Regions from separate parts of the Mus musculus genome. Here region 1 is linked to region 2. A link is a contact called in ENCODE POLR2A ChIA-PET data. All regions are on one chromosome and are shown on one strand. The core of a region is the stretch at or near the end of the contact, and the rest is flanking DNA. Distances in the headings are between cores, read along the strand shown.

The links. ChIA-PET counts read pairs that join two places held with the same protein, here RNA polymerase II (POLR2A).
Region 1: POLR2A ChIA-PET joins it to region 2 with 11 read pairs in Patski. The contact joins the promoter of Tmed6 here to the promoter of Sntb2 in region 2. POLR2A ChIA-PET finds 5 or more read pairs at or near these places in 2 of 5 experiments (Patski and embryonic stem cell).

What each region holds. Positions count from the first base shown.
Region 1 is chr8:107,063,754-107,066,992 of GRCm38, reverse strand. It overlaps Tmed6 (transmembrane p24 trafficking protein 6), which reads left to right and starts at 1,349. Exons shown (of 4, transcript NM_025458.2): 1 at 1,349-1,594; 2 at 2,793-2,919; 3 at 3,168-3,239. The coding sequence starts at 1,382.
Region 2 is chr8:106,934,105-106,937,094 of GRCm38, reverse strand. It overlaps Sntb2 (syntrophin, basic 2), which reads right to left and starts at 1,355. Exons shown (of 7, transcript NM_009229.5): 1 at 774-1,355. The coding sequence starts at 1,293.

The sequences.
Region 1 (3,239 bases), core at 100-2,599, 130 kb before region 2:
GGAGACCAAGCATCAAGTACCTGAGACTGCCAGCAGCATTTATTACCCAGACCGTCATAGACTTCCTGAAATAAAAATGTTAGCCTCTTGGGCTAATGCTGACCCGGCTTGGGTCTACACTGTGAAATCCTATTTTACCTGCTACACACTCACACACAGTTACAGGAGTTAGAGTTTGTAAACCAACAACTTGAGAAACCGTCTTAGAACGTGAGGACTCCAGCTTCGCCAACTATTCCCATGGGACCAGGAATATATAATGGTTTTATAGAGGATTTTGGATAGTTTTTCCCTCTCTGTGGGTGCCAAAGAAGTCACGAGTAGAAGAAGAGATGGAAGGTCTCAGGGTTTGGAGAAACTCCAGAGCTTTCCAATCAGGCAGGAGAGAGTCAGAGGAGGGGTGGACCACCTTGTTCACCCTTAGCTTGGGTTTCTACCGCTGTGATAAACACCATGACCAAAAGCTCCTTGGGGAGGAAAGGGTTTAATTTGGCTTCGGCTTCCACATCACAGCTCATCAATGAAGGAAGCCAGGACACGAACTCAATGCAGGACGTGGACCTGCAGGAAGGAGCTGATGCAGAGGATGTGGAGCACTGCTGCTGTTTATGAGCCCTTTCTCCAGTTCTTGCTCTGTCTTCTTATAGAGACCAGGACCAGCAGCCTGTGAGTGGCCCCACCCACAGCGCAGTGGGTGGACCAGCAGCCTGTGAGTGGCCCCACCCACAGCGCAGTGGGCCCTCCCCCATCAATCACTAACCCCATCAATTCCCTACGGGCTTGCCTGGAGCCTGATTTTATGGAGGCGTTTTCTCAAATGAGGCTCCCTCATCTCAGATGAGTATAGCTTGTATCAAGTTGACATAAAAGCAGCCGGCACTACTTCTTCGTACACTAAAATGTTTATGTAGCTGGGTGTGGTGGGCAATGTCTTTGATCTCAGCACCCAGAGGCAGGCAGATTTCTGAGTTCAAGACCAGCCTGGAGAGAGGCTCAGTGGTTAAGAGCACTGGCTGCTCTTCTGGAGGTCCTGGGTGCTGGGAATTGAACCCACATGGCGCCTCACAACCCTCTATAACTGTAGTCCCATGGGGTTCGATGCCCTCTTCTGGCATGCAGGTGTACACATAGACAAAGCACCAGTATACATGAAAGAAATATTTAAAGAACAGTGTGGTTACATAGGAGACCCTGCACTGCACCAACGGAGGGGGGGGGGGGCATTGTGGTGCATGGCACCTGTATTACAGAAGATCTACAATGGCTCTGAAACTGGTCCTAAGTGTGGCGTGTGGGGTTAATGATTAGCTGGCTGCTTGGCTGACTTCCTTTCCACGGGATTGTGAGCAGCTCACCTGCAGAAGAACCCACAGAAGGCAGCATGTTCCCTTTGCTCCTCGTGGCTGAGCTGGTAGTTCTGAGCCTCGTGACTTCTGTTAAGAGCCAGGAGACAGATCCCCTACACGGCTCCAAGGACCAGCCACTCTTCCGTGGAGCTGATCGGAATGACTTTGCCATCGTGGTCTCTCCAGGAGCCATCGAATGTTTCTGGCAATTTGCTGACCAGATGGGATACCTCTACTTCAGCTACGAGGTGCGTGGAGGCCTCTGGCCATACCTTTTATAAAGTGAGCCAGGCTTTTGATGAAGCCAAGGTCTGGTTCTCTATGAGGCTGTGGCTGCCACTTGTGAATCAAGTGGACCTTCAGTTAGAGAGCAACTCTGGGTGAGACTTGGATGAACAGCCAGCAACGGGAGCTAAAGCATATGGCTTGGTCTAGAACTGGAAGCTACAGAAGTGTGTTCCAATCCAATGGACAAGAGAGGCAACCTTTAGCTTTCCTCGGATATGAGGAAAGACAACACGTGCTAAAATAGTCACATAATTGTGGGGCACACACCTTTAATCCCAGAACTCAGGAAGCAGAGGCAGGGGGATCTCTAAATTCAAGGTCAGCTTGGTCTACAGAGTGAGTTCCAGGACAGTCAGGGCTACACAGAGAAACTTGTCAATAAAGAAGAAACGAGCCTGGCAGTGGTGGCACACACCTTTAGTCCCAGCCCTTGGGAGGCAGAGGCAGGCAGATTTCTGAGTTCGAGGCCAGTCTGGTCTACAAAGTGAGTTCCAGGACAGCCAGGGCTATACAGAAAAACCCTGTCTTGAAAGAAAAAAAAAAAAAAAAGAAAAAAAAAACAGAAAAAAAGAAAAAGAAAGAAGAAACAAGAGAGAGACAGAAAAGGGTCCCATAATAGATTTTAAGTGAAATCACTTGAGTTCATGGGGTGAGATAAGGTCAGACCTCCTGCATGTGCTAATCCTAACAACCTGTAGAATAACCGGCTCAAAGCTTTGTCTATGCACCCAGACAATTCTGTTCCTCTTTGGAAGGTGCCTATCCCTTGGGCAAGTACACCCAAAGGGGCTTAGGCCACCAAGGACCTTAATATTAAAGTTAGAGGTAACTTTGGTTTTTTTGTTGGTTTTTTGTTTTTAGGTTGTGGGGGCTCTTGGGGAGACAGGATCTCATGTAGCCCAGGCACTGGCCTCAAACAAGATACAGCATCAGTCCTTGCTGGTTTGTTTTGTTTGTTTGTTTGTTTGTTCTTTCTGTAGACCAGGCTGGTCTCAAACTCAGAAATCCTCCTGCCTCTGCCTCCCAAGGGCTGGAATTATGGGATTAAAGGCGTGCGCTACCACTGCCTGGCACCTTGCTGGTTTTTGAGTGATGTAGTAAGGATCTCTCTCTCTCTCTCTCTCTCTCTCTCTCTCTCTCTTTTACCGGTGATGGCAGGTTCAGCGCATTCTCGGGATGTCACATGACCGCCACATTGTTGCCACGGCACATACCCCGCAGGGTTTCCTTATTGACACTTCCCAGGATGTAAGGGGCCAGATTAACTTTGCTACACAAGAAACAGGTATGTATTCATCTCCAAAGCTACAATAATAGTCAAACATTTCTATGAAATTGAGAAATAAGGGCTGGGCAGTGGTGGCACATACCTTTAATCCCAGCACTCGGGAGGGAGTGGCAGGCATATCTTGGTCAGTTCAAGGCCAGCCTGGTCTACAGAGTGCTTCCAGGACAGACAGGACTCTTAAACAGAGAATGTAAGACAGGATGGGGCACTAAAGACCTGGTAATGAGATCTAGGAATTCCCACAGGCTTCTATCAGCTTTGTCTAAAAAATGAGCAGAATCGCTTCAGTTCTATACAAGTGTATCTCAACTTCGGAG
Region 2 (2,990 bases), core at 106-2,605:
AGGTAAAGGCTATTCACACATATGTGATGGTACCCGTTTCAGGATTCTTATAAAATGTCTACTGGTCTTGCGGCAGCACGCCTGCCAGCGATAGGAAGCTGGCACCGGGCTCTTGCAAAAGGGGCGAAACTCTAGTTGGCAGTAAAATGCTCAAACACGTGAGCCTCCACTGTTAAACAAGGCTCATTAACCTCACAAACTTGCTGTATCAGCTCTCTGCCTTCCACAAAGTGCTGTGATCTTCTCTGGTTATTGTTGAGAGCCAATGATGGGTTAAATTCCCATAAATTAACCAGTGCTTTGGTGGTTTGCCCAAGCAAACTGCTGGCATCGGTGTGGATGGATTTAATAGACCGGCCCGCCCGGGGAGCCCGAGGTGACTAAAGAAAGCGTCCAACCAACGCTTCCCAACAGGGAAAAAAAGGAGACTAAAGAACTCGAGCCGATCGCTCTCCCGGTAGTTAGTGCTTAGTGTCAGCTTATCGTGCAAGACTTAGGGGTGAGCTTCGCACGCGGCTGCTGCTCCCCCCACCCCCTAAATCTCAGCTGAGTCTCGCTAAGGGGCGGTAAAGTAACACTTCGGTGGCTGCCCAACTTTCTTCTCGCTGGACGCCTCAGTTTTTCCACACTCTGGAGCCCCACAAGAGGAGGTCTGGTGGCCGGGGCGGAGGGAACCGGCGAGCCCCGCACAGGCGTCAGGGTGGGCAGAAACAAAGTGCGCGCAGGCGAGCCCAGGCCGCCACCCCGCCGCCTCCCGCTCGGCCCCCGCTCACCCTCCAGCAGCACCTCCTTGCCCGCGCGCTTCAGCGCCTGCACGGCCTGGTCGTGGGTGGCCTGGCGCAGGTCGGTGCCGTTCACCGACAGGATGGCGTCGCCCAGCCGCAGCGCCCGGCTCTGGTCGGCCGCCAGCCCCGGGAAGATCTTGGAGATGAGGATCGGCATCCGGTTCTCGCGGCCGCCCTTGATGCTGATGCCCAGGCCGCCCGCCTCTTGCTTCACCACTCGCACTCGGCGCACGGGCGGCGAGGCGCTCGCTTCCCCCGCGGGACCGCGGGGCGGCGCGGGAGGGCTGGGCGGCCCCAGGCCACGGTTCGGGCTCCCGGGCAGAGACTCGCCGCCGCCGCCGTTCGGAAGACCGTTGAAGGCGGCCGCCGGCGGCTCAGGCTCGACTGCGGCGGCGTCGCCCGTCAGGCTCAGGCTCTCGCCACTGAGCTCGGCCACCACCCGCACCCAGCGCTCCCTTAGAAGCAGCTCCACCAGCCCCGCTTTGGTGGCCCGCGTCCACACCGCCATGGCCGGCCCTGCTCCCGCAGCCGCCGTTGCTGCAGCTCCCCCGATTCCAGTCAGGCAGCCTCGGCGCTTCCCCCTTCCCGCCCGAGGGGGGCGGACCCCTCCCCTCCCCCCGGCGATTCATTATTCATGAGGGCCACGCCCACTTTCCGGAGGGGCGGGGGGAAGGCCGGCGAGGCCGCTTCCGGGAGGCGAGGTTGTCCTGGTTCACTGAAAGCTCTTCGGAGGTGGGCAGCGCCTCGTGCAGCGAGGCACCCCGCCGTCCTTTGCTTTGGTTCTCCGTGACCTCCTCGAACTCCTCACCTCTTCTACGAGAGCTGCCCGGGCAGGGAGAGCAAAGTCAGCTTGTAGAGAGGCTCTTTGCGATCCTGCAGGGCCGGGTTGGCGCGTTCATTCTTGCATTGATTGGTTCATTGCAAAAAAAAAAAAAAAAAAAAAAAAAAGCAGCCCTGAGCGCTCAGAGGTGTGCTGGGCTCCTTTTAAGGCCCTAGAGACACACTGAATAAAATGCACCTCAGCCGAGAGAGCTTGTGGTCTAATGGGAAAGAAAAACAGAGGCAACCAGCTAGGTGTGATTCTCTGTGGTTAAAAAGACTGCAGACCTCCCTAAGAACAGGATAAAACAACATTTGGTTAGTCTTGGTGTGAGCACAAGCAGGGGACACAGCATAAGTGACATGGGATCAAAGGTGTGGATCCAAGACTTTGTCACTGCTTTTAAAAATCACCTGTCTGCTGGCCTGTAATTAGAGGGGACCTGTCTTCTTCTTTTTTTTTTTTTTTTTTTAAAGATTTATTTATTATATGTAAGTACACTGTAGCTGTCTTCAGACACACCAGAAGAAGGAGTCAGTTCTTGTTACGGATGGTTGTAAGCCACCATGTGGTTGCTGGGATTTGAACTCTGGACCTTTGGAAGAGCAGTCGGGTGCTCTTACCCACTGAGCCACCTCGCCAGCCCGGGACCTGTCTTCTTAAGCACTGGGAACCCACAGTGCGCAAGGTCAAAGACATTTGCAGCATGCTGATGTTTTAGAGTTCCCCACAGACCAACGGGTATATATAGTTAACAAAGATTGTGCGAGATTAGCCACAAGATTATGAGGCTAAACTCCACAATCTGCCATCTGCAGAAAAAGGCTCTGAATCCAAATCCAAAGACCTGAGGACTAGGTAGAAATCTGAAGCTATCAGAAGACCAGAGAGGCCTGAGGGGGCAGAAGCGGGGGAGCAGGGTCGGAGTGGAAAGCTACTATGTAAAAGCTGGCCCAGTCCATGAAAAACCAGGAGCCCTGAAGTGTGGCAGGAGAGCGATGTCCCAGTTTTCATAGAGTGAGTATACCGCGTCTTACTGTTCCCTGGCAGCCCTCACCTGATTGGATGGTGCCGGTTCCCACTGTTGAGGACAATCTTCTCTACTCAGGTCACCATGGAAAAAATTTCTTCCGGAAACAGACACACCCAGAACGGTTTTACATCTGTCCATCCAGGCAGGCGTCTTTTAGCCCAGTCAAGTGAACACACACACACACAAAAATTAACCATCTGTGATGATTCCTTAGGAAGTTGCCAATGTGAACAAGACATAAGGTTAGTGGAATTAGGTAGTGAGTGTGCAAGGCTTCAAATAACCAAGTCCTGAAGGGTTCTGTCTTGATTCTATAAGTTTGCCAGTCTTAGTCTGGGTTCCATCTTTTTTT